Regions from separate parts of the Homo sapiens genome. Here region 2 is linked to region 1. A link is a contact called in ENCODE Hi-C or POLR2A ChIA-PET data. All regions are on one chromosome and are shown on one strand. Each heading gives the region's core, a stretch centred on a gene start or an enhancer-like site at or near the end of the contact. The rest is flanking DNA. Distances are from core to core; before and after follow the strand shown.

What was found. Hi-C counts contacts between places; a loop is a spot of excess contacts on that map. ChIA-PET counts read pairs that join two places held with the same protein, here RNA polymerase II (POLR2A). Pooled maps may share reads with other maps.
Region 2: a loop to region 1 is called in a pooled map, with 2.2 times the contacts of the local background. The contact joins the promoter of LINC02461 here to the enhancer-like site in region 1. A Hi-C loop is called at or near these places in 1 of 168 maps with a recorded cell type or tissue (PC-3) and 1 of 50 pooled maps. POLR2A ChIA-PET finds 5 or more read pairs at or near these places in 1 of 52 experiments (MCF 10A).

Annotation. Positions count from the first base shown.
Region 1 is chr12:42,958,132-42,962,039 of GRCh38, reverse strand. No RefSeq gene overlaps it. Among named protein-coding and RNA genes, the nearest start is that of LINC02461, 200 kb to the left of the region's middle. RefSeq lists an enhancer at 222-1,421. Within about 2 kb of position 1,784, at least 6 of the 41 ENCODE cell types and tissues checked have a DNase peak (open chromatin) inside an H3K27ac peak, as active enhancers do; they include PC-3, where a contact is called at or near this core.
Region 2 is chr12:43,153,137-43,157,044 of GRCh38, reverse strand. LINC02461 (long intergenic non-protein coding RNA 2461) reads right to left here and starts at 1,730. Exons shown (of 4, transcript NR_146866.1): 1 at 1,180-1,730.

The DNA.
Region 1 (3,908 bases), core at 535-3,034:
AACAATAAGATCCTAAATGCTGAATCAAATATAAAATTTTATTTTAAATGCATTGCTGGGAATATATGAAAACAAGAAAAATCAAGCTCCTACCCTTCCCAGGCCCAAAATATGGAGAAAACAAACCGAAAAAGGTAAGGATACCCTGAGACACAATGCCTTTCCTAGAAATGAGAGATAAGAGTCTTTATTCTGGGCCAGTGCCTTTCAAAATAAAACCTAAATAGAAAATTCATAGATTATGAAAGACATCTCAGAATTAATAAAAAATAAGAATCACTAGAATGCTTTCGCTTGTTTTATCTCTGCAAGTCTCTCAATATTTATTGCATCATCCAATACTCTGAAAATTGAGAGTATGTGTTGGGTAGATTAACTGTTTGTACAAAGCTCAATGGAATGTTAAAGGAACAAAGATCGTGCCTACAGGTGTGGTTGATGACATACCACCAAGAAAATGTAGAGGTTAAGAACTCAAAATTCTTGGGAGCTTGTTTTTGCCAAGGAATGTGGGCGCAGTATTTGGAACTGCCAAGTTATGCAGCTGAGAGGTCTGAGGTTGACTTCTAGTTCAGTGTGATAATAACCTCATAATAAAATCCCAGGTTTTATCTATGAGACTCAGAATGCTTATGGATAACCAAATGCAAGCCACTTAAGGTTTCCCTTTACCTCTTAACAAAGTGAGCTTTCATCCAATTTGCATACCTCTATTTTAACAACGTAAAGAGCTTCACAAAATCAATTGCTATATTTTCATTCTATTTTTACTATATTTAACATGCTGGCCACGTGAGGTGGCTCACGCCTGTAATCCCAGTACTCTGGGAGGCTGAGGTGGGTGGATCACTTGAGGTCAGGAGTTCGAGACCAGCCTGGCCAACATGGTGAAACCTCATCTCTACTAAAAATACAAAAATTAGCTGGGTGTGGTGGCGCACACCTGTAATCCCAGCTACTCAGAAGGCTGAAGCAAGAGAATCACTTGAACCCAAGAGGCGGAGGTTGTAGTGAGCCAAGATGGCACCACTGCACGCCGGCCTGGGTGACAGAATGAGACTCTGTCTCAATAAATAAATAAATGAATAAATATAGTTATATATCTATATGCTGGATTTGATTATTGATTAATTATGGATTTGATCCTTGTCTCACAACGTATTATGTAAAGGTAGCACCATTCCTTATTTCTCTTTGTACATATTTGAATCTAACATACTGATTTGCACATAAAAGATATTCAAAAAGAGTTATTGATCTAGAAGACATTAAGATGCTCTTTCTGAAATAACAGTTTGAGTCAACGTGCATCTTCAATCTAGAAATTTTCTTTCTTGTCTATCCACAGTTATCTCTTACTTTCTTAGTCACAGCGCTTGAGTGCATTGTGACAGTAAATGCGTTAAATTGTATCTAAAGACAGAAAGTAAAATATGAAGAGCCAATAAAATTTCAAAAGTTTAGTGAGGCACAATGGGCCCAATTCAAGAGAGAGGCTGAGCAAGTTAAAGGCTTTGTTGGGAGCAAAGTGTGCATTCATATAGCAAACTCTGGCCAAGGTAATTACCTGTTTTGGACAGGCACACTATTCCCTGGAGGCTGCTTCACTCACCCGGACTTGACTCAACTTTGGATAAGTTCCAGTATAAATATTCCCACAAAAAATCAGGCAGAGGGAAACATCTCAGTGTTTTTTAAGAATAAAGGGGTCTGACTCTCAGTTTTATATCTCTTTATTTTTGCTGATCAGCACCCAGCACACTGACCTCTGCATTACTCATCAGCATTACTGCATTACTCAGGTGCAACTGAAAGGAGACCACACTACCGCTTCCGTACCACCTTCTGAGTTCCCTGCCAAAATTTACTTCTTTTTTAACTTGGAAGTCTCAAATGTTCTCATTTAATGTGTTGATGACATCACACTTAAGGGTGGTATGGCTGGCGGGACATTAAATAAATTACACTTTATAAGGTACCTAATGTGCTAATACTGGGAGGGCTAAGTTGAGCCCCCTGCCATCAAAGTTCCTATCTGGATCTCAGAAATGAACCAAGAACCTTAGAGAAAATTCCTCCCTGTTAACTTATTAAGCATATTTCACCATTGTTCTTCAGACAAAGAGGAAAATATTAGGTTATATAGTATTTATTGTGCGTAAGACCACACACGAAAATACACACATAATCTTACTTTCTAGAAGATAAGCAGAAGAAGAGAGGTTTTCATTTCTGAATTTAAGGAGATGAGATTGAGATCTTCTATATCAGAAAGTTTAAAGTGACATTTTTGCATGTCTTAGTCCATTTAGACTGCTGTGACAAAATACCTTAGACTGAGTGGTTATAAACAACAATAATCAATTTCTCATAGAGTCTGGAAAGTCTAAGATCAAGGCACAGCCAGATGAGGAGACGGCCTCTTCTGGTTCATAGATGGCACCATCTAGCTGTGTCCTCCCAGGGTGGTGGAAGGGGCAAGGCAACTCTCTAGAGCCTGTTTTATAAGGGCACAAATCTCATTCACGAGGGTTCTGTTCTCATGACCTAATCACCTACCAAATACCCCACGTCCTAACACCATCACACTGATCATCAATCAGGTTTTAACATATTAATCTGGGGAGGACACAAACATTTAGACCATAGCATTGAATTAACTATAGATGTGTTAAGTAATTATATTAACATGGTACAAACAACTTCAGTTTAACATTGCTAGTGATTCCATGTGGATACCATGTACCTTCTTACATCATGTGATAAGGAGGACATTTCGCCTCTGTGGTATTCTTTCCAAAACCCCATAGCTCCATTCTAATCATGAGAAAAATGTCAGAAACATCTATATTGGGGGACATTACACCAGATAGTTGGCCAGTATGCCTCAAGGTCATCAAAAACAAGGAAAAACTAGGAAACAGTCACAGACCAAAGGAGACTGGAGAGACATAGCAACCAAATGTACTGTGGTATGCTGAAATGGATCCTAGAAACAAGAGACAACATTCATAGAAACACTGGTGAAATTCACACAGAATCAGGAGATTACTATTTTTAAAAACTCAGGATGGCCTTTAGTGGGGACTGTTCCAAAACAATTGGAAGTAAATAAGATAAGCATACATATAAGAAGTTTTGAGGGGGAAAACATAATACTCTTTTTTGGAATCTACTTCAGTGATCAGTTTTAGCTATCATGAGAAGCTTGGATATCTTACCTATTCATTCATTCATCCACTCATTCACTTAGCGAAATAAATAGTACCTGCCAAGAGCCAGGCCCTCCCTTGGGTGCTAGGGAGACAGTCATTAAACAAGACAAACCAGGTCCCTGCCCTCATCTATAATGTATCTCCTTTTTGGAGCCAATTTGTCTTCCTTTATCATTAGTAGAAACAGAAATATTGTTTGTTATGCTTGAGCAGCCATACAAAATACTACAGACTGGTGACTTAAACAGTAGAAATTTATTTTCTCACAGTTCTGGAAGCTGGGAAATCCAAAGATCAAAGTTCCGGCCAATTCAGTTGCTGGTGAGGGCTCTCTTCCTGGCTTGCAGACAGCTGCCTTCTCACTGTGTCCTCACATGGCTTTTCCTCAGTGCATACACACAGAGGCAGCAAGGGAGTGAGTTCTGTGGTGTCTCCTCTTATAAGGAAACTAATCCTATTGGATCAGTGCCCCACACTATGACTTTATTTAATTACTTCTTTACTCTAAATACAGCCACACTGGGGGAGAGAGCTTCAACATATGAATTGGGGAGGATACATATATTTGGTCCACAACAAATTAAAAAATATATAAGATTAACTGTTGAACAATCCAAACCTCAGGCTGAGTAAGACTTGAGTAACTCAAAAAGCAGAAGGCAGGAAATCTTAGATCCGTTCTTATTTCTGGGT
Region 2 (3,908 bases), core at 481-2,980, 200 kb before region 1:
ACACCCACAGAACCTATTTAGTTAACAACCTTTTGCCATAAAGTCTCTTGAGAAGTTACCCTTTTCCAAACAACTTCTTCTAAAATACATATATATATATATATACACACACACACACACACACACAGATAGATAGATAGATAGATACTCTAAAACATATAAAGTAAATAAGCATGATATTTTGACACTGCAGCTTTTGGGAAAATATGCTATTTTTATTCTAACAGTTCTTAGTCATCAGTTCTTAATCATTGAATATCAGAACAAATTTGAACTGAGTGCCGTGTTTGGATAAACTGAAAGTATTTCATTTTGTCTAAGTATGACTAGAGAGAGGGATGATGAGGTAACATCTTTTGTAATTTTTCTGTCTCTGTGTACTAAATAAATTTTCACATCTTTCCAAGTGCTCTCATCTTCAGCTATTATTTTGACTGAAATTGTCTTCTCTGCTATAACTTTAAATGTTAAGTGTGCTGTAAGTGCAAGTTAACCATGATCCTCCAAATGGTTGAAAACATTCATAAACAAAATTGTTCAGAGAGCAAAATATACCTTACAAAGAACAACTGCCTTTAACACTCCCCCACCAACCAGCACTCACCATCACATAAACCTTCATGTTATTACATTTTATGAACAAACTCTATTTTATTTTCAATTTGATGTTCATTACTTATATAATGTCATGACAATTGAAAAATATTTCTATTGTTCAGTTAAAATATTTTCCTATCTATAAAAATGCTTTGGGTATGTTGGGTTGGGATAAAATGCTTCCTAAATTTTTAAATTCAAATTCATAAAAACGCTTTTTCACATAATGGCATTTTACTTTGTGGGAGGATTTTTAGGAACAAATTAAGATTACCAAGTGAAGAACAAGTCAATTATGAAAGTGTCACTGACAAACTCTGGAATTACTGATGTGCAGAGAAGGAAAGGGAGAAGCAGGCAGATGGACTCATTAGGAGGCTTCTTCCATTATCCGGAGGAGAGACAATGATGGTTTGGATGAAGGTGGTAGCAGTGGCAGTGGTGAGTAGTGGTCAGATTCTGGATACAGTTTGAATATAGCACCACCAAGTTTTGCTGTTGGGCTAGATATGGACACACACCAGTGTGTGAGAAAAATAGGAGTCAAAAATAACTTCAAATCCAGAGATATCTAAAGCTTACCTCATACCATATGAAAGGTAAATTTGAGTTAGAACTAGGATCACAGAGTTTTTTGACATCCATCCTGGAGTTCTATCCACTCTATTTTGCTGCTTCAAAGGAGATCATCTGACATTTGAAGTCTCAATAGCCACTTTGTGACAGGAGAGCTGGAAACTTTTTTAGTTACTGCAAAAAGAAGGTCTTTATTGGGATTTTTTATTTGGAGAACTTAAAATATCTATTCTGGAACATTGAGGACCTGCAGCTGCTTTGAGGATTTACTCTAAAGCATTCTAAATCTTTAACCGGTTATTACTGAGGTCAGAGGGAGAAAGAACATTATTTTGATGTCCTTGCAGATTTTCTGGTTGACTCAAAATAACTCCACATGGCATGATGGAAAGAACATTCAACTAGGAAGCAAACTGGCTTTTGGTTTTCGGTAATACCACCAATTGGATAAGTCATAAACTCTCTAAGATTCAAATTCCTCATCTCTAAAGTAAGGAGAGTGGATAAGTAGGATTTTTCAACCCTCAGTTGATATAAACCTTGTAGAACATTCCAAGCCATCCCTGACAGCTGCCTTCTTCAGTTTCTGGGCTTAAAGAAGTATCTCAGTCACCTTGTCTTCCTGGTAAACTCAAGGTTCTGAAGACATAAGAGGAAATTCCTGTTGTTCATAAAAAACAAAGAAACCTTTAAAATCAATGGTCCTCCAAGTTCTTCTGGCTCTCAAACTTCGATTTGATATTGCTAAATCACTGCTTTTATGTATTAAAACACTTTCTGAAGTAGAAGAGGTATGGATTATAATTTTTTTTAAACATTTTAGAATAGGAAAACTAGTATTTTTGAGCTTATGCTATGCATCAGGCAATAGAATAGATATGTTAATAATGTCATTATATCCTTACAATAAGTAGGTTTTATTGTCTCGTTTTTTACAGTATGGACATCAAGGCTTAAAGAGGTTAAGTCATTTGTCTAAGACCATACAATGGTGGGGCCGGAGTTCAAACACAAGCTTTTTTGGCTCCAAAGCCTTCGGTATGACATCAACCTGTTACCAATAACAATAGCAATTGTCATTGATACATTGTAAGATATTGAAAGAGAAAAGGAGAAGAATTTACAATTTACATGCTTTTATTACTCACAAAGTGCCTTCAGACTACAGGTAGATAGGTGGTAGGACATCTGGACTGTGAGTTAACTCTCAGGAGACAAGCAATTGCATTTACTATCCTGTTCTTTCCTCCAAGGCTCCTCCACCAGCAGTTGTTAAAGCCATACTCACCCTTCACCAAGGCACGGCAATGATTCCTTCCTAAAAGCCCCGATGTGTGACATTTTCCAGTATGAAACAACTGATTGAGTTGGAACAGATTAATTTCATTAGTTTATAAAACTAAAAGAAAAAATGTAATTGTTTTGCTTTAAAAGGTGTAGGCAAAATTAAAAAATAAAAAGAGAAGAGAAAAAAAAAAACAACAAAAAGGTGCAGGCAAATTTTATTCTTTTCCCCCACTACTCTTCCTTTCTTTCCTTTCTTTCTTTCTTTCTTTCCTTCCTTCCTTCTCTTTCTTTCTTTCTTCCTTTCTTTCTTTTTCTTTTCTTCTTTCTCTTTTTTTTGGCCAACAATTTATAATTATTTAGTTGTTAATAGATGGTAAAGAGACTTTTCCGAAACTTGAATAATACTGACATGAAAAAGACTACAGTCAGCTAAAACTCCAATAAGACATAAAAAAATTTAAAACCAGAAAATTTAAATTTTCGGTTTTCAGAGGGGAAAAAAGGCAAAACAAGGTTAAAAAATGAAGCCAATGGGCAGTAAAGAGAGGGAAACTTATAATGAAAATAAACCTAGGGTTGTTTATTTTGGCAGGAGTATTTGGGTCATTTTGAAATGCAACTATGACAAAGAATTTTTCCATATTTTAGGAATAAAGAAACAAAATGCTAAAAGCTATTGCTAACATGAAAAATGGCACAACGCCTCATGAACTTTTGTCTAATAGTTGATTAATATTGCAAGTCACATTAATTTTATTATTTGCTACATAGTGACGGCTATGTTGTCTGTACAGAGACCCAGACCAGAGGCCTAGGAATATTGTACTTGAAAATAAGAATATCTTGATTAGAAAATATTTGAGATGTAACTTAGTCACTGTCTTGGGCTTAAAAGAACTTTTATATCACAAATAATAATTATTTTGTATATCGAGTAGGGGTAAAAAGAATAACTGAATGGTGGCAGCAGGCTTTGAGGTAAGATTAGATTAGGGAGATAAGGGAAGCCCAGAAACATGTTCCTTAGGACAAGGATGAAAATCTCCCTCCTTTGAGGCCACATGCTACATAACTATCTGGGATGGTTTAGGGGACAGAATCAAAGACCCTAGCAGGACTTTCCATTGTGGAGCTATAGCCAACTGTTTAGAGGACTCAGTCATATTTGCCATTCTTCTTTAATTCTCCATTGTTTCGTGCTATTATTATTTCAGTGTTTTTCCTGCCTTGGATTTTTGTCTCATGTACTTACTTCTGGTCTTTCTTTGGCATTCACTGTTTTTCTTTTGTTCCCATCTTGTGTTAACTCTAGGTGGGGAGATGGAGGAGGACGAAGGGAGACAGAAACTACAGCCTGACATCAAGAAGTTTCTCCCTTGCTAAGTACAAAATCGGGAAGAGAAATGCTTAGACACGTTTCCCACAAGGTGGGACATTTCCAACTCACC